Regions from separate parts of the Mus musculus genome. Here all the other regions are linked to region 2. A link is a loop called in an ENCODE intact Hi-C map of the cell type or tissue named here. Cell type or tissue: heart. All regions are shown on one strand.

Evidence for each region. Peaks named below come from ENCODE experiments on the same cell type or tissue, not always from the same donor. Only the 100,000 strongest peaks of a DNase experiment are listed, where the experiment ranks them.
Region 1: a loop joins it to region 2, with 5 times the contacts of the local background. A loop is called at or near these places in 2 of 42 quality-filtered maps.
Region 3: it touches region 2 in a loop (3-fold over the local background); 3 of 42 quality-filtered maps call a loop at or near these places.

The regions. Positions count from the first base shown.
Region 1 is chr1:58,501,246-58,509,245 of GRCm38, forward strand. It overlaps Orc2 (origin recognition complex, subunit 2), which reads right to left and starts at 3,864. Exons shown (of 18, transcript NM_008765.3): 1 at 3,527-3,864; 2 at 597-645; 3 at 78-181. The coding sequence starts at 171. Gm15834 (a long non-coding RNA gene) reads left to right here and starts at 3,871. Exons shown (of 4, transcript XR_865442.3): 1 at 3,871-8,000. In heart, a CTCF peak has its summit at 3,716; a DNase peak (open chromatin) is centred at 3,776; H3K4me3 peaks cover 2,753 bases; H3K27ac peaks cover 1,329 bases.
Region 2 is chr1:58,581,562-58,589,561 of GRCm38, forward strand. Fam126b (family with sequence similarity 126, member B) reads right to left here and starts at 4,772. Exons shown (of 13, transcript NM_001310598.1): 1 at 4,651-4,772. Ndufb3 (NADH:ubiquinone oxidoreductase subunit B3) reads left to right here and starts at 4,836. Exons shown (of 3, transcript NM_025597.3): 1 at 4,836-5,109. In heart, CTCF peaks have their summits at 2,894 (motif pointing left) and 4,660; a DNase peak (open chromatin) is centred at 4,760; H3K4me3 peaks cover 2,421 bases; H3K27ac peaks cover 1,583 bases.
Region 3 is chr1:58,648,912-58,656,911 of GRCm38, forward strand. It overlaps the pseudogene Gm20257. Among named protein-coding and RNA genes, the nearest start is that of Flacc1, 43 kb to the right of the region's middle. In heart, no CTCF peak of the experiment used is centred here; DNase peaks (open chromatin) are centred at 3,700 and 3,970; H3K4me3 peaks cover 1,162 bases; H3K27ac peaks cover 717 bases.

The sequences.
Region 1 (8,000 bases), 80 kb before region 2:
CTCACCAGCCCGTGTTATAATGTTTTTAAGAACAACGTGATCCATAAGCATCTCTTCAACTGTACAATCATGCATACCTCCTTCTCTGTCCAGAATGTGACTAAGAACATCATCATCTCCCACAAACTGCACGCTTGGCACCTTGGTTTCCTTTAACTGCAGAGTGCTCATTGTGGCCAACCTAAACAAAGCCAGTAAGTCAGTGAGATGAAGGGGTCACACCAATGGTCAAGTTAATTAAACTTATTTGGGAAATGAACACACAATATTTAAACATTTTTTAAAGGGGATCATACTATGCATTATTCCATTTGTATGTCTCTCAATGATGGCCTGAAACTGGGACAGCCAAGCCCTTTCTTCCCCAGCTTGCTTTTGGTCAGAGTCTTTACCACAGCATCAGAAAACCAAACTGGGACATGCTCTCAGAAATCCTATTTTTACCTTTCCTTCAGAAAAACAGAACAAAAACAAATAACCCCCCAAAACAAACACCAAAAACCTAATGGTTATCTTTTACAACTTACTTATTACACAGATCATATTGCTAAATTTTTGTTTAATAACCAGCATAATTAAATGGCTTTTTCTTTTACCTTGTAAGGTGCTATGCATTCTGCAGCTTGAACATCCAGTGACCTGTAACTAGAAGTCAGTCAAGATCAGCTAGTAGGTGAAGGAAAGCACCCCTCCCAAAGTGAAGAGTTTTAACTAACAGCATGATGTGTAGATAATTATCCTCAAGAAGCTAAAGCTGCTATGGTGGCAAGAAGAGAACAAAAAAGTAATAGGCTAAAGAACGTCACACTGAGAAAACTGTCTAGACTGGTAAGAAGCAGGTTAGAGGAGAAAGCTAAGCACTCACTATGAATTTTGTTTTCTGCTGTAGTGTTGTTATGTAGCCAAGTTCAAACTTCTGCTTTTGCCTCTCAAGTGCTGGAATTAAAAGTGCCACCAAACCTAGCTCTTTACATGTATTCTCATTTAACCTTGGGAGCTCTAAGAGGTTATATTTTGTGGGGAAAAATAATAACTATTTCACTCACAGAGTCAGAACCATATCTAGCAAACCATACCCTTCTTGGGTCATTTCATAAATAATTTGAGTATATTAGACAAAATGTGTAATACATCTATATGATACCTATATGAAGAAACTTAACAATTTACACTTGAAAAACAGAGTTTTTGTTGTTTTAATACATTATGTAAGATACTATACCAGGCACCTTTAGATACCCCAGAAACCAAGTATGATTCAAGTACATTTTTGTGTATGTGTGCTATTACTCTACTTTATAAATAAGTAAACTTGTTGGTTAAATATTGAATGATTCACCAAAACTCACACAATTTAGAGACCCAGTTTTGACTGATTCTTAAATTCCTGATCAGTCGATTATATAGCTTGTTCCTTTTTCATTTATCTTGTAAAGTACTTCCTGCCACTGGATAAGAATCTTACCCTCTCTGAAAACTACTTATAACATGTCATCACAAAACAAAACATATAGCTTTGAACTTCCAGGCAATGAGAGGAGAGAAAGTGTGGGGGAGGGTCAGACTACAGAGAATATTATTATCTAATTTTCATTAGTAAAAGATAAATAATTCTTGAGAGTGAATTTTCAAGGACTCATAAAAATATTCTAGGTAACTAAATATTATCACAGGCCATTTCCCTAAGGGGGTTTATTGTGTACTTGTAAGTGCAGAGGTCAGAGGACAACCTCGGGAGTCAGTTGTCTTATTTTTTGAGACAGGGTCTCTCAATAGCCATGGACTTGTAGACTAGGCTGGTTGACCAGCAAGCCCTGGGAACCGCCTGTCTCTGCCTCCCTAAGACGGCAAGCTCCCTGCCACCATTTTTTTTTTTAAATGTAGGTTCTAGGGATTGAACTCAGGTTCTCATGCTTGCAAGGCAAGCACTTTACCAACTGAGCCATCTCTCTAATACCTGTTACATTTTCTTTTACTTTGTGTGTGTGTGTGTGTGTGTGTGTGTAACAATTATCTCATGAGTCCCAGACTGGTCTCCAACCATGTAGCCAAAGATAACTTTGAACTTCTGATTATGCCCCCACCTCCCATGTGCTAGATAGGTTACAGGCCTGTATCACTATCATTAGCATATGCAGTGCTGGGGTGGAGCTGTGGGCTTCCAGTGTGCTAAACCAAGCACTTCATCAACTGTATTACACCCCTAGTCCCTTAGTTTACTATTGTGAAGGTCTTACTTTATAATACAAGCCAGCTTTGAACTCATGACTTAGCAGCCTCAGTTTTAAGAGTAGTGGGATCATAGCTATGCCCCATTCCCAGATCTAGTATTTTAATCACTAGGTGAGCAGCCCTATATAGTCAAGGATAGCCACGAATCCTTGTTGTAAACGTGCTTAAACATTATGAGTGGTTTTTGCAAAATTTTCTGTAACTGTATTGTGATATTCTCAGCCACGAACTTTGTAAATGACAGCAACAAGGTATCCAAATGTCAAAAAGGCAGGGTATGCCTGTTCAGCCTCAAATGCATTTATACAACATCTCCGATTTTTAAGATATTTTATGTAATACAAACAAAATCACCTCAACTGAAATTCCTACCAAGACCTCCTAAGAGAATGTCCCCTTCTTTTCTGCAATTCCTCAGAAAAACACTACCTAACAGATACACAAGAAAACTGCAATCTGGGAGGCTGACTAGACAGCTCAGTGGCTAAAAGCACGTGTCCTGCAAGCGTCAGAATGGGAACTGAGATCCTTGTAGTCATTTAAAAGTTGAGGAGCACTCAGAACTGGGGAGGAGGAGAATGGGGTTCCCCGAGGCAAGCTGGTTAACCAACAAGGACCCGGTTAGAGTAAGACCCCGCCTCAGTTAAGAACGATCCAAAAAGACATCTAAAATTAACACACACTACCGGCACATATGCACCAACATCCACATGAATGCACATGCCCATAATCAACCAATGAAATGCAGATATCCACAGGGAGCATCTATAACGGATAGTGATTATCTGTAGGGCTAAAGGGTCAATTCTCTTCACAGTCAACTAACTACAAGGCAGCACCAAGTGTTGGCAGCCATGCACTTTCCTCTGGGAGTAAACACATTTTTCAAACCAAGCACTGCCCCAAGGAGACCTTTAGGGACACCCGGCCGGGACAACAGAACAGACTTCAGCAGTCGTTCCATCCCGCGATCCCTTGAGCTACATCCCTCCGAGTTCCTTCTCCTCTGGCAGAACACTGCCATTTTTGTTACAGTTCCTTTTCATTCTCTTCTCAAATAAAGGGCCGGGTTAGCCGGAAAGCAGGCACGGTCCGTGCAGGAGACTTCTCGCCACAGGACAGCCTTGGCTTTCGCAGACAGCGCCTCTCACCCAGGGGGGCTGCTCCCCAGCATCCTCCAGCCTGCGCCCGGCGGCCTCGTCATCTCCCGCCATGGTGGGCGAGCGGCAAGGCCACGGGTGTCGGGGGAAGCGCGCAGTGAGCCGCGGCTGCAGCAGGGCGCACTGGGACTCACCTCTCGAGTCCGAGCCGGCGGGAGGGAGAACGGCCGCGAGGCTCACTTGAGCCGCCAGCCAGGACTCCCGCCGCCGCGGAACACCCCAGAACGGCCCGGGGAGGCCAGCGTCTAGGGAAAGAGTCGACCGGTCCAAGCCGAACCTGCGCGCCCAGCAGGGCAAGGGAGCTGCGCGCAGCACACTGAATCCCCGGCCGCCGGTGGGCGGTGCCCTAAGAAACCAATGGGGAGCCGAGCCGCCCAGAGCGACGGCGCCGCAAGCCCGTTGACTCGGGCCATAGGCCCTCGCTCAGTCGGAAAACAGATCCCCCAACCAATAGTGGGTTCCCGGGCTTTCCTCATCTCTTCAGTTTCCGTTTCCGGGGGAAGGGACCGTGCGCGGAGCACGCCGGATCTCTGGAGAGACAAGTGTGTGCTAGCTGTCTGGAAGTTAAGGGCAGCGTCCCCGGTTGTACGGTTGGTTGGTGTTTTATGTCAATCTTAATATTGTTAGTCTAGCTGCTCTGAGGAAAAAAAAAAAAAAAAAAAAAAGATAATGAAGATGGATTCGCTTGAGGAACAGCGAATACCTGCTCGCATATGATGCAAAGGGATCTCAAGGGTTTGAGGGAGGGCGGAGCCAGAGCATGAACAAGAAAATAGGACCATACAACTAATGAAATAAAGACACGAAAAGGGGGCTTATACAGAGGAAATGAGAAGGAAAACGAGTGAATCTGGCTGGGATACATGAAAATATTTGTTTACTAACAGGACTACGTCATTTGGATTCGCTTATTCCGAACTTATCATACTTAGAACCAACAGTAAGAATACAATACTCAAGTAGAGGCACCTCTGAATAACTGAGCTTCTGGGTAATTGAACGAGAAGAAACTGAACATACAGTCTTGGGGAAAGTGCTAGAATAAGGCAGCTGAATACTTACTCATTCTTGCCAATGGATATAAACACACTGGCTATAAATGTGATGCCTAGAGAGCACAAATCCCAAAGTTCCAACCTTTGTATCATTTCATTGAGCTCTGAAAATCAAGCTCACAACTTGGGTTTGGTTCACTATCTTAACACCACCTTGTGGTTAGGTTTTTGTTTTTAACCATATCAAGGACCGTCCGGGGCTAGGCTGGTAACTGGGCTTCCAGGTGACCTGCCGGTGGTTTGCTTCTAGGTCTCATCAGAGCTACCTGGTGGCAAACTTCTATTGCACATGCATTGCGTTATTTCAAGTCATACAAAATGGTTTCCAAGTTACAGAGAATGATTTTTAAGTTATGTTCCTAACAGCAGGGCACAGGATTATATAATTATAAGACCAGAAGGAATCAGGAACACTTTCCTTAAAGGAAGAGATATGAAAACTAAGGCCTGAATTGATTTGAATTTTCTAGGAAGAAAAGCAAAATGAAAATAGATGAATAAAGTGTCAAAGTGTCAGATATTATGAATTACAAGTTGGTACTTAAGGGACTGGCCACATTTGTATTGAAAGATTATCTGTGGAATATAATAGTGGGAAGGAAGAAATGGAGTCAGACTTTTTGGGAGCTGTTTAGAACAGTGGTTCTCAATCTTCTAATGCTGGACCCTTTAACACTTCCTCATGTTGTGGTAACCCCTGATCATAACGTTTTTGTTTGTTTCTTTTTGCTACTTCATAACTGTAATTTTACTACTGTTATGAATCATAAATGTAAATATTTCTGGAGATAGGGGTTAGCCAAAGGGGTTATACTTCACAGGTTGAGAACCACTGGTTTAAAGATTCCAATTGAGAAATGTGAGGATACTTTACATACATCCGTATTTCACTTTTGTTGGACAAATTATTTAATCCGGACCCAAATTACTACCCACCTTTGATCATTTAGTTTCCGGATAAAACATACACACAACCTTTATAAACCTTAAACAGCACAAGAGCTGGGCAGATACCTACCCTCTATGCTATTAGAATCTATTTTCCTATAGATAACCCAAGTTATTACTTACTATGTTTCATCAATAGGAGGGAATTCATGCCAGGTACTGTTGAAGGGCCACAACTTGACAAGACAGACTCCATCTTGTAACCAGACCTCCATTTTATACACTAGGCCCTGTTCTCGGTTAAACTCTAATTTATTAAAAAACAAACAAACAAACAAACAAACAAAAAAACAGCTGGGTATGGTGGTGCACACCTTTGATCCCAGCACTCGGGAGGCAGAGGCAGGCGGATTTCTGAGTTCGAGGCCAGCCTGGTCTACAAAGTGAGTTCCAGGACAGCCAGGGCTAAACAGAGAAACCCTGTCTTGAAAAACAAAAAACAAAACAAAACAAAAAACAAACAAAAAACCCCCCAAAAAACAAAAAAAAAACAAAAACATACAAACAAATAAAAAACCTTTCCAGGAAGGAACCACCCTAGACATGATCCACCAGCAAGAAAATACCTAACGCTCTATATCTGTGTAGATAGATATAGATAAAACTGCTTAAGCCAACTGAAATCATTGTTAGACAGTCATATAACTGCTAAGTTGATAAGTTCCTCACCTTGCTGTAACTGAAATAAAAATGTTAAACCTTAGGTGCTTGAGGCCTTCTTTGCTACCTCACATTGATAGAGGAGCCAGAAGGTCCAAGCTTGAGTTTGAATAAAGACTCTTTGCTTTTGCATATGAGTTTTATTCCTGGTGGTCTTTGGGGACCCTTGGATCGGGGCATAACATTTGGGGGCTTGTCCGGGATTCCCATCCCCCCAGGACTCCTTGAACTGTTGAGTCAAAACCTGACTGGTAGGTGTCTGAATGTTTGTCCTCTGTCTTGGTGTCTTGGCTCTCTACCCTTGATATGAGTAGCCTGTAGGCAGTCTAGATGGACTCGTTGGATGACCCCAGGGCCAAGGGACTTGGGAGATGCCCCGGACCCACATGGAGGGAATTGGATCCCCCTCATAGACTTGAGATGAATTGGGTTGCTCCTACAACACTGTATAAGGCTGTTGTCTCACTTACATTTTTGCCTCCAATCACCAGGAGGACTGAGTGCCTTATTGTCTTTCATTCTTCTGTTTGCTCTCTGTGACTGATGCCATGGGACAGGCTCAGACCACACCTTTAACTTTGTTCTTAGACCATTTCAAGGACTATAAAATTATGGCTAGAAGTCTAGGCTTAGTTGTTAAGGACAGACTAATCACTTTTTGCATGAATGAATGGCCAATTTTCAATGTTGGCTGGCCCCTAGAGGGAACTTGGCACATGCTCATGATTTTTAGGACCAAGGAAATTATTTTTGATGACCAAGTCATCTACATCATCGCCAGCAGGATGTGGTCCAGGAGCCACCAGAATGGTTCAAATCACTGCTGCTGCCACAGCAGCTCTCTTAGTCAGGGTTTCTATTCCCGCACAAACATGACCAAGAAGCAAGTTGGGGAGGAAAGGGTTTATTCAGCTACACTTTCCACACCCACCTTATACTTGAGGGAAAGCCCAATGAAAGCTGCCTTGACTGCCCACGGCCAAGCCGGTCTTCTCTCCTTGAAGGAAATAGGCCCCTAACCAACTGATACAATATTGTCCCTTTGCTACTAGTGATCTATATAACTGGAAAATCCAGAATACTGAATTCTCAGAGAAACCAGCTGCCTTAGTTAACTTAATAGATTCTGTCATTTTTACTCACCAACCCACCTGGGATAACTGCCAACAGCTCTTGTAGATCCTCTTCACTACCGAGGACCAAAAGAGGATTTTAAATGAGGTCCGGAAATTGGTTCTGGGATCAAATGAGACTTCCTACTACTAACTAAGCTATGACTGATGCAGACTTTCCCTTGACTAGACCAGACTGGAATTTTAACTTGGCAAAAGGTAAGAAGAGGTTTCAGGTCTACCACCAGACTCTAATGGGAGATCTCAGGGTAGCTGTGTGTTAACCACTAATTTGGCCAAGGTACATAATGTGCAGCAGGAAAAGACAGAATCACCAGCAGCCTTTTAGAAGGGATTAAGGAGACCTATTTCACCTACACATCCCTAGACTCAGAGATACCTGAGAATAAATCAGTAGTCATTATGGCCTTTGTAAATCAGGCCACCCCTGAAATCAGGCACAAATTTCAGAGAATAGACAGGCTAGGGGATAAGACTTTGGAGGAGTTGCTGGTGGTAGTCAAAAAAGTGTACAACAACAGAGAAACACTTAAGGAGAAATACTTATGAACTATGACCACTGCCAATGAGAGACAAGCTCACAACTTGGCCAAGATACTTCTGGCCACATCAGCAGATTCCCTGGGAGAGAAACACTACCAACTGTTTCATCTCATGGCCATAAAGGGTAAATAATAAAAAAAAAACAACTGACACATTCTTGCACTTGTGCCGGGCACCTGGCCTGCCTAGGCCATGCACTGGTGGGCAATGGCCTACCTGTTCTTATCTTGTGGAGACTCTGACTCAGAGCTCCAAACTCTCTCTAGTTC
Region 2 (8,000 bases):
CCTAGGATGACTTCAAACCTATGTAACTAAACTCTGAGTTCATAGGTGTATGCAACCATGTCTGGTTTATGATGTACTAGGAATTGAATCCAGCCAAACATTCTACTGACTAGGCTACATTTCTGGTCCCGTTAATAAAACGTTAAAGGAAACATTACAGAGCTAGATAGAAGCACACTTGTAATCCCATCATTCAGAAAGCAGAGATAAATCCAGCTTGGACTAATAGTGAAGCTAACCCAAAAGCAAAAGCAAACAAGAAAGATAACATCAGGAGTCTAGCTTCAGTACATTAATAAGATGATAAGAGAGAAAATATAGCCATGTATGGCAGTGACACCTGTTATGCCAACTTTGGAAAGGGCAGGATATTTATGAATTCATAAGCCAGCCAGAGCCACACAGTGATACATATCAAAAAAAAAAAAAAAAAAAAAAAAAAGGAAAAGGGAAAAAAGAAGAGAGAGAGAGAAATAAAAAAGTCAGCCACTCATGTGATGGACAATGGCATATATTTTTTGATGGTTACAGTTACTCTACAGCAAAATGACTACCTGGTGACCCATCTTTACCATTCTATATCAGTGCCTTTTACCACAATATATAACTATTATTTTGGCAGCTAATCCTCAAACCTAAACATTACAGCTTTATAAATAATTAAATCATACCATTTAAAATATTACACATTTGGATTTATACTCATTCCTATTTAGTTTTTCTAATATGTGTCTCAAAACAGCCAAATCTCTAAACATTAGGCTTAAAGTACTTAAGTTTCTAAACTTGACCTAGGTCAAGGTCAAAAGATTTGCAATTCTAAGTTTACTACATATCATTGAGTGAATACCTATATATCAATGTTTTATTGAAAATTATTTAATCAAGACAGCGTTTCTCTGTATAGCCCTAGCTGTCCTAGAATTCAGAAAGATCAGCCTGCTTCTGCCTCCCAAGTGCTGGGATTAAATGTGTGTGCCACCACCAGCCAGCTAAACTTGAAATTCTTATTTCTAAATTTTCATTTAACTCTAAGACAATATAGCTTTCTGACACATGAGAAAAATAAGATGAATAAATAAATATCTTTTAATTAATTAGTATAGGACTAATTTGTAAAAAGAAATTGCTTGACTTATGGAAAGTGGTTAACTGCCAAGAAGAAACTAATTCAAACCAAAACATTCAGCACATTTTTATTTTTGGCAACTTCAACTTCTGGCTAGAAAACTACTCTAGCTATGACATTAAATACAAACAGTTTATTGAGCTATAAAATCCTGGTAGATTTGGCAGCTGGTTCACTCAGCTAAAGCTGCTGTTACTGGCTCACACCCTCAAGTGACAGGAGCTGAGTTAGATCAAAGGTTCTAAAGTGAAGTTCAGATGTAAAGCAAGTCATTCAGGGTCCTCCCTCCAAACGCACCTACCTCCTTCACATTCCACCTTTAAGATTAAAGCGAAGTTCAGATAAAAAAATATCTCTGTGTGTCCTTTTTTACGAACTAAAAAGCTTCCTGGACTATTTTAAAATCTCTTTCTGCATAGAGGAATCTCAAAATTAGATCCAACTCTTTCATCAGTAGTGTGCATGTGTGGTTGTGTGCACGTGGTGTGGCTGCTGTGTAGGGGTGAACATATGTGCAGGTGTATATTATATAAAGGCCAGAGGTTGATTCGGTGTCTTCCTCATGCACTCTGCACTTTTATATACACTGAGGTATGTTCAGCTGAATCCAAAGCTTGCCAATGTGACTAGGCCAACTCGTCAGCTTGCACCGGTGGGTCCCCAACTCTGCCTCGCTAAGTGCTGGGATTATGGAATGGCCATCAATGCCCATCTGGCATATATGTTGGTCCTGGGGATCCAAATTCTTGCATAGCAGGTGCTATACCTGCTAAGCCATCTCCCTAACCCCTCAAAGCCCCCTCCTTTTAAAAACAATTATATTATGGCAAGCATAAGGAACAGACCTAGAAAAAGGACAAGCTCATCAGAAGACTGTGGCAGCAATGAGCTCCATTACAGTAGGTGTAAACCACCTTCATAGATTTCTGTGCCAGCCCTCACTGGAATCCACTATACTACATTTTAGACACTAAGAAATATTCAGTTCCTATAGTGAGAAAAGTATATAGTCTACAGAAATATATAGGGGAAAATATTCCGGAGGCGGGGAAAAGCAACAAGCAATGAAGCACGCACACACACACACACACACACAATCTGTTCTGGCATTAAAAGAACAACAAAATATTATTTTTGTTGACAGTACAACTTGGTTGAGGTTTCTGCCCATATCATTTAAAAAAAATGTTTCATGGAAAGCAGTTAACTTTAACTATGTAGTACTTTTTTTTCTATAATAAAGCTCAGTCAGACTGAAAATCATTCTAGACCTTAATATATTACAATAAGAAGTAAAAATTGTGAACTACCAGCAGTGAAACAAATCAATACTAGCTATTAAGAAAGACTTTAAGGACTGGCTGTGGTGGTGCACCAGTACTCAGGAGGCAAGGTGCGTGGATATCTATGAATTCAAGGACAGCCCACTCTACATAGTGACTGTCTGGAGAGAAAGAGGAGGGGGGAGGAGGGGGGGGAGGGGAGGGGAGGGGAGGGGGAGAGAGAGAGAGATTGATTAAAGATTATATTAAGAAGCAAAACATTCAAGAACCATTTTGAAACAAGCAAAAATATTTCCTTACAATTAGTGTGTCAAATCACTTACAAATAGTTTTGACACTGAAATCTTTCAAAAGACAGAATCTCTATGATTTATAAATAATCATCCAGATCCTATTAGAAGCCAATTTGGGACTGTTTTTTAAACTCTTTGGTAATTCCCTACTCAAGTGTTCAATTTATGGCATTCTACAATGACACCTACTGGCCACTGAAAATCAACCATTAGTTCTCTCAAACAGAGTGGGCTGGTTACATAAGAGAGACACAGAAACACACATGCTCTCTCTTAAATCAAACTACCTAAAGGCAAATATTTGTTTTCAATATGTAAACACCGTATTTTTTGTATGTAAAGCACTATAGAATTTCACCTAAAGCAAAATGTAAGCTTTCTTTGTGACCAAAATACCATTATTCTTGTAAAAAGATAAAAGACAAGCAATAAAACACCAGTATCATTTAAATTTTTTTATTTAAAGCACTGACAAATACCTCAGTGTGCTGGACATTTCAAAACAAATACTAATGACCCATTTCTACTCAAACAATATTTTGAGAGAAAAATTCTAGCTTTATATGTATATGCATAAATGTTTATGTATATGTATGTTTATGTTATGTATATGTATAAATATTTATGTATAAATGATCAATAGTAGAAAAAGATTACATCTTAGAAAGTTTTTCTAACATGTAGTTAAATAACAAGCCCAGAAAGACAATATACTTCCTGGATACATTTGTCCTCATCGTCTAACTTGACGGCAGCATCTCAGGCCTCTTACATTTTAATAATTTATAGTGCTACTTTTTAAAGATATTTTTCCAATGAGTTATAAAAGTGCCCTTCCACAATATTCGCCGACAGGGATTTGTTTAGGACTGTATTTCACCATTCAAACCGTGGATTTAAAAGACTTTTCAAAACAAAATAGTTTTAAATTTGTACATAAATTTTATCTATGTCCATGACATTCAACGAACTTATTTTTTTAAGCCTAAGGCATAACTCACAACTAGCTTCCTAGACTTAACAAGGGAAATCACTTAAAAGTTGACACTCCTCTGCTAAGATTCCCAACTTATTTTCACAGTCCTTAACACTGGGGGCGAGTTGTCTACCAATTTACTGTTCATTTTCTAATCTACATTTATCTTCGTCTATAGATTTAAAAGGCTCTCCACTTTTCTGAAGGTTAAAGCCGCAAAGCAAATTCCTGTACTACAAAACACGAATCTGACAACATTCCTCTAAAGCTAACATCGTGTTGTCTCGCAACCAAAGTCCATATTTGGGATAAGCGCTTCGTGACTACTCTTGCCTTCACGCTGTCCTCCTCCTACAGACCCTGCCTCGGTAGAGAGAACGCTGGAGCCAACAAGAACAAAGTGCTCAGATACATCAATGGGTTGCAGAGCTCTTCTTCTACCAGGGTCAGTCGAGTTACTTGGAAAAATAACTGCCATGGGTTACATAATGTACAACCACCAATTTCTAGAGCTGACCACCAATAAATATCTTTCTTCTCCGCACCTCTCCCCATCCCAGCAAACGGCCCTAAGAACACCTAGGATTTCACGCAGGTGTCTGCAATACCACGTCCTTCTCTTACCTGAGGCTTCTTGCAAGACATCCCTTCAGCCCTCACTACCTGTGTCTTGCTCCCGCCTCCTTCCCGCCTCAGCCCGCGCCACCGACACCCTAACGCCCTTGCTAGGGCCCCAAGTTGCCCCACAACACTCATCCCCAAGCCGCCTCGGCAGACGCCTTCTCCTCACGACCCTCCCGAGCTTGCTCCCAGGTCTGCAGGGCTTCGGATCCAACAGTCCTGCTGCCTTCCCACTTCACCTTCGTCAGCTCCCGACTACGGCGTCCGAAGCCGGAGGAGAAATTCCTCTTCACCCGGCACCGTGCGCCCCCCCCCCCGCAACCCCCCCAAGACAGCACCGCCGCCTACCTGTCACCCCGCAGCCTCAGGCTTCCTACCGCCACCGCCACCGCCACCGCCTCCCGCAGCAGCCTGCCAACTGCAGCATAACAACCAGCCTTCTCATTGAGTGGGCCCACGCGCTTAATAACAACCGCTCTCATTGGCTGCGCTATGACTTTGGCCCGCCTCTCGGTGCTCCGCCTAAAGATTCCGTCCTGGAGCAAGACAAACACGGCTTTATCGTCCTTCTCCTCAATATCTTCTACCTCAAGCAGACTCCAGCTGCAAAGTGTGGGAAATAATCTCTACTTCCAGGCTCCTTCATGTCATCTCTACGTTGTCTGGGAGCCTTGCGCCAGTACCGGAACGTTTACCATCTCCCCCATTTTCCTGTCGTAAGAAACTAGAGGAAACAACGTCCGTTTCCGGTTGTCTCCGGCTGTAAGGTTGAATATTGAGTGTCCCGGGAGGTCAGATTGCTGTCAGGTAATTTAGGGAGCTGGTGGGAGACTTCTGGATTACGCATAATCTAAACTTTATCCAGGGAATGCAGAAGTGGAGAGGGCTGAAGGGATCCGATAAGACCGGGAGAAGATCCGGGATCTAGCTAGGGAGCGCCGCTGCAAGGTTCTTGCTGGGCTGTGTTGAGGCGGATGAAGGATGTCTTGAGAATTACGATGGTTGTTAAATCCCAGAGATGTTTTAAACCGCCGCTACCAGATGCAATGTACTCCTCGCCTCCTGGCTTTTTGGGTTGTATTTGAATAGGGTAAAGAACAGCTCAGACCCGAAAATACTTAAAACTAGAAGAAATAATTGCAACGGTTGCTTCACAAGCTTGTATTTTAAGTACGGTTTCCCAAATATAAGTGTTTACGACACAGTGCTTAAGTGAAAAAGAGCAAGTCACAAAATCAAGACTACTGCATAATCCTAGGATTAAGGATTGGATACTAAAGTAATAGCAGTTCATTTGTATTTTCCCATATTTTAATGGTCATCTCAGTTTTTAAATGAGGGAAATTTGAGATACACCCTTGAAAATCCCTGATAAACTGTAAAATTATATGTAATGGATGTAACATTCTTCTTCCTTAGGGAAAGCAAGTCAACATTTCCCCAGTGCTAGATAGAACAAGCCATCGTTAGTGAAGGTTGATCATCACCAAACTTTTGAGTTCACTTCTGACATAGGCAGATAGCATTTAAATTTTCCATAATTATGTGTTCATTCATGGTTGAATCCTTTTTTTTTTCTGTTCTTAAACGGACAGTTCTAAAGGTGAAATAATTTCCTGTTGTTGAGCCCTCAGTGCAGTAGAACTCGCTCATTCTGTGGAAGAGGAGAGAACCAGTTGGATTAGGTTGCCCTCTGACCTCTGCATGAACATCCACACACACACACACACCACACATGACTTTAAAGAAATACTCTTAAAAATAGGAGCCCAGCATGATGCACAGGCTTGTACTCCTGGCAGTTGGGAGACAGAGACAGAAGGAGTAAGAGTTCAAAGTTTCCCTGGCTACATACCAAGTTTGAGGTGAGACTGAGCTTTGTGAGACTGTCTCAAGTAAATAAACAATATTCTTGTAAGATAGGGGTGGCTCATACCCCAGTGATACAGTAATGTGTGCTTTATTTGGAAAAAAAAATCTAATAAACATATTCAATGTCATGCACATTCAGGAATTTCTCTTAAGAGATAACATCCAGTAGAAATGCAATGGAAGCCATATATGTAAAATTAAAATTTCTAGTAGACAGTAAAAGTAAAAAACAAATTCATCTAACCCAGTATGTTAAACATATTTAAGCCTGAAGCCTGGTGTGGTTGCCTTTAATCCTAGCACTTGGGAGGTAGAGGCAGGTGAGTCTCAGAGTTCAACACTAGTCTAGTATACAGAGCAAGTTCCCGGACAGGGCTACACAGAGAAACCTTCTCTTGAATAAATATGTATATTTATATATACTATTAATGAATTATTCTACATTTCATGCTGTCAAAAATGTATGTACTTTATATATGCAGTATATATGTATATGTGTATATATATATGTGTATATATATATATATATATATATATATATATATATACACACACATATATTGTTTTCATAAATATAAATACTTGGTCTGTATTTGTATTTTTAGGTTGAAAAACTACACTTGAAAAAAGTATTCATACACCCAGATAAGTCCAAATACACTTCAGTATTTTCTTATAATTGATTTAAGAGTTTGCTTTGATACTTGCTACTCTTCCAGAGGACCTTAATTGGGCTCCTAGCACCCACACCAAATGGCTCACAATCACCAACTATTTATTACTTCAGCTTCCAGGAATCTAATACCCCTCTTCTGGCATCCAAGGACACTCCCATGCACATCACACACACACATACCACAAATAAAATCTTTTTAAAAAGAATTTATTTTGAAATTTAAATTAATTAAAATTCCCAGTTCCTTAGCTCTTTAGCCACATTTTAAATGTTAAAAGCTACCAAATGAGACAGCACATATCCAGGAGAGGACTTGGTGGCCATACATATCTGAATGTCCTTTCTCCCACCACCCTTACCTCCGCACCCACCCACCCCCACCTTGATTTTTGAGACAGGGTTTCTCTGTGTAGCTCTGACTGTCCTGGAAGTTGCTCTGTAGACCAGGCTGCCCTCCAGCTCAGAGATCCTCCTGCCTCTGCCTCCTGAGTGCTGGGATTAAAGATGTGCGCCACCACGCCTAGCAAGTGCTCCATTTTCTAGGTCATGCCAGTTTCTTCAGAACATTGGTGCTCAGTTAGTCTTACCACTTAGATATGAAAATGGAAGGCACACCACAGGGTGTTCTCTGCATTCTCCAACTTGCAAGATAGATTTTAGTTCTTGTTATATGAAAGAATAGAAGTCCAGAAGGACTGAGTGATTTTCCTGCATTTCTTAGCTACAAGTATTCATAAAAAGGTAAATTTAAACTCTTCCATCGAACATTCGAGATTTTATTTTTGATTTATACCTATTTTGAAATAATAGTAATTTTTGTTTTACATTTTGAGATGGGTTCACATGATGGTGCCCATTATCAGCCTTAAACTCGTGTGAAGTGGGCCTCCTGCCTTAGCCTCTCAGGTGGCTCTAACTACATGCATGTGTGCCTTCCTTCAGCTAAGGTATAATGTTTAAAAAGAAAACAAAGACTCCTTAGATATATGTTTATTCATCTTTATCTTTTGGAAATAACTATAGAAGAATTTTTTCTAAAATATTGTAATTAGATAAAATATATTGGCTTTATTAAAGAAATTTGTGCAAGAGAAATGAGTATAGAGTTTCATGTTTTCCTTCAAAAACTTACATTGCAAATTAATATTTT
Region 3 (8,000 bases), 67 kb after region 2:
GAGGTAAGGCTGACTTCTTTTGTAAGAGCTGGGGTTGCGAGACTTCAGGTACAGCCCGCTGGAAGCCCTCCTCGAGCTGGGACTATATTAGAGTAACAGCCAACTATTCCCTAGTGTCTTATGTGCCTGGAGGATTTGACCTAGACGAGTGTACTGACTGGTGCCATCCGCTCCGTGTCACCTTCACTGAACCAGGGAAGAGAGCTCTGGGATGGACAAAAGGGTATACCTGGGGTCTTAGGATTTACAAGGAAAGATATGATGAGGGATTATTGTTCACTATCAGATTAAAAATAGAGACCCCCTACAATCCTTTAGGCCCCCCAACCAAGTTCACACCCCTTACCCATACAATTACTCAGCCTACTCCAGTGATTGCGGACCCCCTTAATATGGCCGCTATCACCCAACCTCCCACTCCTCAGGTACCTCTAACTATTACCCCCGCGATTCCTTCAAGACAGAGGATGTTTAACCTAGTGAGAGGAGCCTTTTATGCCCTTAACAGAACTGATCCAAGCGCTACTGAGGACTGCTGGCTATGCCTGTCCTCGGGTCCGCCTTATTATGAAGGAATCGACTTCAATGGAGATTTCAACAGAACCAGCAGCCATACTTCCTGCTCTTGGGGTACAGGACAAAAACTGACCCTGACTGAAGTATCCGCGAGGAATCCAGGTCTCTGTATAGGTACCCCACCTTCCACTCACAAACACCTATGCGGACAAATTCAGTCTGTGTCCAGAACGGAAGCTAATTACTATCTTGTACCTTCCCCAGTTGGATGGTGGGCTTGCAATACAGGACTTACTCCCTGTGTATCAACTAAGGTTTTTAATTCATCTCATGATTTTTGTGTCATGATCCAGCTGTTACCCCGCATATATTATCACCCTGCATCCAGTTTAGAAGAAAGCTATGCTGGGCGGCGGTCAAAAAGAGAACCAATTACTTTAACCCTGGCTGCATTCATGGAAATAGGTATGGCAGTAGGAGTGGGGACGGGAGTGTCAGCTTTGATAGAAGGAAGACAGGGAATTCAGTCTTTGAGAGATGCTGTCAATGAAGACCTAGCGACAATAGAGAAGTCCATTGACGCTTTAAAAAAATCTTTGACCTCCCTGTCTGAGGTAGTTTTACAGAACAGGAGAGGTCTTGATTTGTTGTTCCTAAAGGAAAGAGGACTGTGTGCTGCCCTTAAAGAAGAGTGCTGCTTCTATGCAGATCATACAGAAATAGTTAGAGACTCTATGCAGAAACTGAGAGAAAGATTAGAGCGAAGGAAACAGGAACGGGATGCTCAACGGGGGTGGTTTGAGTCGTGGTTTGAATCGCGACCATCTTGGATAACTTCTTTAATTTCCGCTGTAGCCGGACCAATCCTTATGATATGCTTAGCTTTAGTTTTCGGCCCTTGTATAATAAATAGAGGAATGGCTTTCATCCAGAGTAAAATTGATACAGTAAAACTCATGGTTCTTCAAAGGCAATATCAACTTATAGTTCAGGTAGATGAAGAGTTAGGGGACACCAATCTCTAAAATTCTATGATTAGAATTAGTCTAAACAGAAGAAGAGGGGAATGAAAGGAAATAAAACTGTAATTCATGTAATGTATGTTAAATAGCCCAAAGAGTTGTTTGTGAGCTTTGAAACCTGGGGCTGAGAACATAGCAGAACAGACCAGGACATGCCCGGGCAGGCCCATCGCCTCCCTAGCTCCCACCCCTTTGACCTAAGTTAAATGTTACAGGCTGCTGATGTTTAAATGGGCCAATCATGTGAAACCGCGCCAATTCCTCCCCCAGCCCCACTCCTTTTCTATAAAAACCCCTAGCTTCCAAGCCTCGTGGTCGAATCCACTGTCTCCTGTTGTGTGAGATACGTTTCGACCCGGAGCTCCGCCATTAAAAAACCTCTTGTTGTTACATCAAGGTGTTGTGTTCTATTCGTGATTCTTGGGTGCACGCCGAATTGGGAACTGAGTGGGGGTTTCCCCACTGAGTTCTTTCACTTGCTTTGTTAAAAAGTAAATCAAATGGTAATTTTTTGAGTGGTATTTAGATTTAAGAATGAGACGGAATGAGACAAAACTCAAGATCCTAAATAATTTTGACCTTAATACCCTGTGACATACAACTGTGACTTGCCTGCAAGGTATACCCTGTGCAATAGTGACATAAATGTTATGGAAGGAACGACCACTTTTTAAAAAATCAGGTTTAAGGCCCACTCCAGGAGATGCATCTCATATATGACACTGTTAAAGTGGCCAAGAACCTGAAACCAGGGGGAAAACCGCCTCCTGTTATTCTACTAAAAGAACAAAGTAATAAGCAGACCTCTAATGATGGATTCCCATAACCATAGTTCAGTGCCTCACTCACCCCTGGTCAGAGAAGTTCTTGTAGTAGACGGGAATTACCAGAGACCCACAACTAGACAGTGTAGTGAGGAAGAGACTTTGGAGCACTCAGATCTAGATGGAATGTGTTTATCACACCCTCCACTCAAGGCTCAGGGATCTATGCACAAGAGAAGGTGGGAAGCCTGGAAGAGACAGAGAGAGTGGATAACCCCAAGGAAATTCTTCTTGACACAACTGAACTAATGTTAATGCACATATGAATCCACGGAGGCTTTGCTAATACACACAAGACTCGCACAGGCTCACACCGGACAAAATCCCAGCACTGAGGCAAGGAAGTGGACAGAGCCCTGCCCCTAACCGAAAAGCTAGGTGCAACTGATAGCTGCTGGGTAAGGGAAAATCAGTTTTCTCCAGGGGAGTGTCGCTATGTATATTAACCACTCTCCAGGACAGGCCCATGCAAGAGAGTAACACAGAAAATGTATTGACACTTTGTCTCCTCCCACTGGGGCGACTCCACCGGATAAGAAAGGAAGCCCACATGTTCAGAGTGGTAGTGAAAGACCCACAACGTGAGGACTCCCACACGTTCTGACTCAGGAGAGGTGACACCCCAAATCACTCACGAGAAACGGTCTTACTGCAAACTGCAAGAGGACTTTTAATTCAAGAGCGCTCTCAGGCCCACGGTCATACACCACACAGGGGTAGAGGACCATGGTGCCCCGAGTAGCTGGGTAAGGGGGCATTTAAAGGAAGAAACCACAACTCAAGGAAGTGGGGAGGGCGTTGTTGGAAAATACCAAAGATACCAGTTAAGAATCACAAGGAAGTGCAAAGCCACAAGAGTCACAAGGAATACCTGGTAATTGTTCCGGTTATCTCTCAAGACAATTTCTAGGAGCCCCTAACAATAGCACATTCTTTGAATGAACACTCTTTGAACCCAGGAAGCGGGTGGGTAGAGGAATGTCGCTGTTTTATGATTAGCATACCTTGGAGCATTGAGTCACAGAGATCACATTCCCAAGCCTTGGCCTAAAGGCCTAGAATTTTGCTTTTATATTTTTTCAGTAGAAATAAAGATATTTGCTATTTTACTTGTGTTTTTCTGTATTTAAAAGTGGGATACATATCTAGCCAAAGACTTTTTTTTTTTTTTTTTTTTTGTCTTTATGAAGTCAAGTAAGGGTCTGGAGAGAACGCTTTTCTGCTGCCATGCTGACTGCTCAGAGGACCTTTGTCTTTGCTAAAGCCTGGCCCAGGATGCCAGCCAGGGCTCAGAGATGCTGCGCCTGCTGCCACGTCTGCTTTCGGTTTCTGGGCGTCTCCATTTTGGGGAGCCTAAGGCACGCAGCGAAGTCTCTGAGACCTGAGCCTCTCAAGCGGCCACTTAGGGGCAGACAGGTAGGTGACCTGCGGGGTGTAACCGGAGCGCTACTCGCGACGCTGCGCGAGCCCGGGACCCTAAGTCCCCGGCCACTGTGCCGTGCGCATACTTGCCCGGCCCCGGAGGTCGCTGTGAGTGCCGCGAAGGCACACAGGGGATGGCGGGCGGAGCCCGGGAGGGCGCGGAGGACTGTAGCTCCTTTCTTTACTGGCTTTGCTGGCTGGGTAAGAACCAGGGCTCAGGGCGACCACAGGTGGCATCAACTCCCCAGCCCATGGGGGCCTGGTGTGTTCAGGCGATGGGATCTTCGGGGAAGTAACCCTTAATGACCCTAAGGCACCCCGGAGCTGTCGTGACTGCATTGAGGACTGGAGGGAGCACCCATAAACCCCCAAGGGGGAGCATTCCTGTGTTCCTGTCGGAAAACTAAAGATTAACTTTGCTGGCCGAGCCACAATTAGTCAAGCACAAAACATCTAGAGAATTACTCATTTCCTGGAGTTGAACTGTCCATTACCAGCTTTGTCAGAAGGCATGTTTTAGAGCTGTCAAGATGGCTCACTGGGTAAAGGCACTTGGTTCCAAGTCTTATAACATGAGTTAAATACCCAGGGACCTATATGGTGGAGAAGACCAACTCCTTTAAATTGTCCTATGACCACCACATGTGAACCATGTCATGTGCCTGTGTGCATAAGTAAATATAATTTTTAAAAATTAGGAAAGAAATCCTCTAATTGCTATCTAGCCTTGAATCTTCTTTGCAAACTGTGACCATACTGAAGAGCAGGGGATCTGTATGTCTCTACTAATTTGACCTGCTTAAGAAGCCACAAGTGTGGGATGATAGCCCTATGGCATATGGTTCATCTCCAGTTAAATTAGGGCTCCATACTTCAGGTTCCCTCCCACTTACACCCGGCTGATAGCTGAACAATGAGGAGCCCTTCTACGGGCTCCTTTTACATCTCTGTCTTATCGTCTGGTGTCTGAAGAGTGAGAATTTCCCATGGCATGTGGAGAGTAGACAGGAACACCATTGCAGTGCTTTCATTTTGTAACACAGACCCTGAGTCCTACAGGATCCATGTCAGCTATGCAGATTGATGAAGAGGTTGCTCCACAAGATTGCTCAGACAGCTGGTGTCAGAGGTGGGGAAGTAGCTATGGGAAATGTTTAGCCTTTACTTGCCTACATTTTGGTAGAAATCTGTGGATGTTCCTGTAGGAGCAATGCTGATTTAGGCAGAGAGTACTGGGGGAAGAAAGGGAGGCATTTGTGAGGTCCAAATGGCAACATGGGAAACATGGAGGAACACATAGGTTAACAGAGAAGGAAAGCAAATCTGATAGGAACTCTGGTTTCTTTTTTTTTTTTTTTCCATTTTTTATTAGGTATTTAGCTCATTTACATTTCCAATGCTATACCAAAAGTCCCCTATAGCCACCCACCCCCACTCCCCTACCCACCCACTCCCCCTTTTTGGCCCTGGCGTTCCCCTGTACTGGGGCATATAAAGTTTGCGCGTCCAATGGCCTCTCTTTCCAGTGATGGCCGACTAGGCCATCTTTTGATACATATGCAGCTAGAGTCAAGAGCTCCGGGGTACTGGTTAGTTCATAATGTTGCTCCACCTATAGGGTTGCAGATCCCTTTAGCTCCTTGGGTACTTTCTCTAGCTCCTCCATTGGAACTCTGGTTTCTTGTAACCAGCAGAGATTCCAAGTACACAAAAGTAACTCTGTGTGCTCTGAGAAAACTGAGTTGCCAGAACAGTGGTGAGAAGTCTTGATTCAGTGACTTTCAACTGCAAATGTCAGAACTAGAGACAGAGAGAGAGACAGAACTAGAGAACCTACCTCAGGCACAGCCAGTGAGGTGGTGGGCACAGCCAGAGGGAGGGTGGACACAGCAAGTGAGACAGTGGGTGGCAAAGCCAGTGAGATGGTGGGTGGCAAAGCCAGTGAGACAGTGGGTGGCACAACCAGTGAGATGCTGGGCACAGCCAGTATGACAGTGGGCACAGCAGTGAGAAGGTGGCACAGCCAGTGAGACAGTGGGCATAGTCAATGAGACAGTGGGCACAGCCAGTGAGATGGTGGGCACAGCCAGTGAGATGGTGGGCACAGCCAGTGAGATGGTGGGCACTACCAGTGAGACAGTGGATATAGCCAGTGAGACGGTGGGCACAGCCAGTGAGACGGTGGGCACTGCCAGTGAGACGGTGGGCACTTCCTTGCCCCATATGCTTTATGCTGCTTTCTTTTTCAGAGGAGATGACATTCTTAGCATCCTGACTGGCGTGAACTATGACGTGAGCAATAAAGACGACAGGAGGAACAAGGGAAAGCAGATGACACAGCCCACCTTCACACTACGGAAGAAGCTCTTCTTCCCTCCCTAATGATGTGTGCTCTCCACAGTTCACATGGCTTATCTGTGCACTTTTGTGTGGATGAGTCTAATTTATTTTTTAGGATTTCTTTTGTTTTTTAGGTTACACTTACATCATTTCCCCTTTTCCTCCCTTCAAATCCTTCTATGTAATGTTCCAATTTCAAATACATGACCTCCTTTCTCATTAACTGTTGTACACACACACACACACACACACACACACACACACACACACACATTTCTAAATATAACCTACCCAGTTTGTATACTGTCACTTAGATGTATGTTTTGTTTTGCTTTTTTAAATTGGAGCAACCTTTGGTAGGCTAATCACACTCCAAGGCAGGTCCCTCTCCCAAGAATAGCTGGGCAACACAAACTGAATTCCATGGGTTCACCTTTAATCCCAGCACTCTGGAGGCAGAGGCAGGAGGATCTCTGAGTTCAAAGCCAACCTGCTCTACATAGCAAGTTCTGAGATAGCCAGGACTACACAGAGAAAGCTTGTCTTGAAAAAAACAAACTTGAAGATGCATGAGTAAGAAAGCAAGACTGGAACATAAACCTGTTTAACAGAATGGGTGAATGACGGGAGCAGGGACCTGGGGCAAGTTAACAGAGTGGGTGAAAGAACATGGACCTGAGACAAGTTAACAAAGGGGGTGAATGATGGGAGCGGGGACCTGGGGTGAGAAAGGGGTGAATATCATCAGCATTTTGCTGCATGAAATTCTCAGAGGTAATAAAAAATATTAAACTTTTTTCTGTGCAGTATCTAATTCTTCCAGGTTAGTTTTTCATTAGTCTCTGGGTATTTCATGTAGTCCTTCAGAGTGAGAGCTATTAGGGAGCATGGGGGATAATGGAAAGGAAAGGGTCCCCTTGTTTGTGGAGAGCATTAACTGTAAAAACACTTCTGAGGCTAAGTGTGGTTAAGGGTTAGCCTGGACCAGGATGAGGAGATAGCTCAGTGGTTAAAGAACTTGCCAAGCAAACTCAAGGGCCTGAGTTCAGCTCCCAGGAACCAATGTAAATAGCGATGGGCGATGGGCATGTTGTCCCTCCTATAATTGCTACTGCACTGGGAGGGTGGGGATAAGATTCCTGGTGCAAGCTGTGTAGCCAGACCAGTGGTATCGGAGGACAGCTATAGGTTCAATCGAGAGCCCCTGCCTCCCTGATTATGGTGGAGATTGAGGAAGACTGCATGCATGTGCCTGCCAAAGCATGTGTGTGCTCACACATGTACTTATGCACATGTGAGCATGCATGTCAGCTCTCCTTACATGCCTACACATGAGCAAAAGTTAAACTCGCCAATGTTAACATTTCTGTTATATCTTCAATGAATGGGGGGCTGGTGAGGTGGCTCATCGGGTAAGGGGGCTTGCTGCACAGACTGGTAACAAGGTTTGATCCCTGGGACCAAAATGATGAAAGAATTGGCTCCCATAAGTTTTCCTCTGACCTCCAAAGCACACTCTCTCCATACATGCAACGTGTGACTGGATAAGTAGATGTAGATAAATTTAAGGAAAATGAGGCCAGTTGTGGTGGACCACACTGAGCACTTGGGATGTAGAGGCAGGAGGGTCTGGAGTGTAAGGTCATCTTCAGCTATATAACCAGTTTGAGGCCAGCCTGAGCTACATTTGACCCTGGTTTGTTTGGTTTTTTCCCTTAAAAAAAGGAGTAAAAATTATTTTTGTTAGTTTTTAGGTAACTTACAGGTTTTTACTTAATGTACTTCTAGCTAATAGTCCATCAGGAAATTCTGTTTTTGTTTATTTTCTAGAAGTATTTATAAAAGACGGTTTTATTTATGTTTTGTAGGATAATAA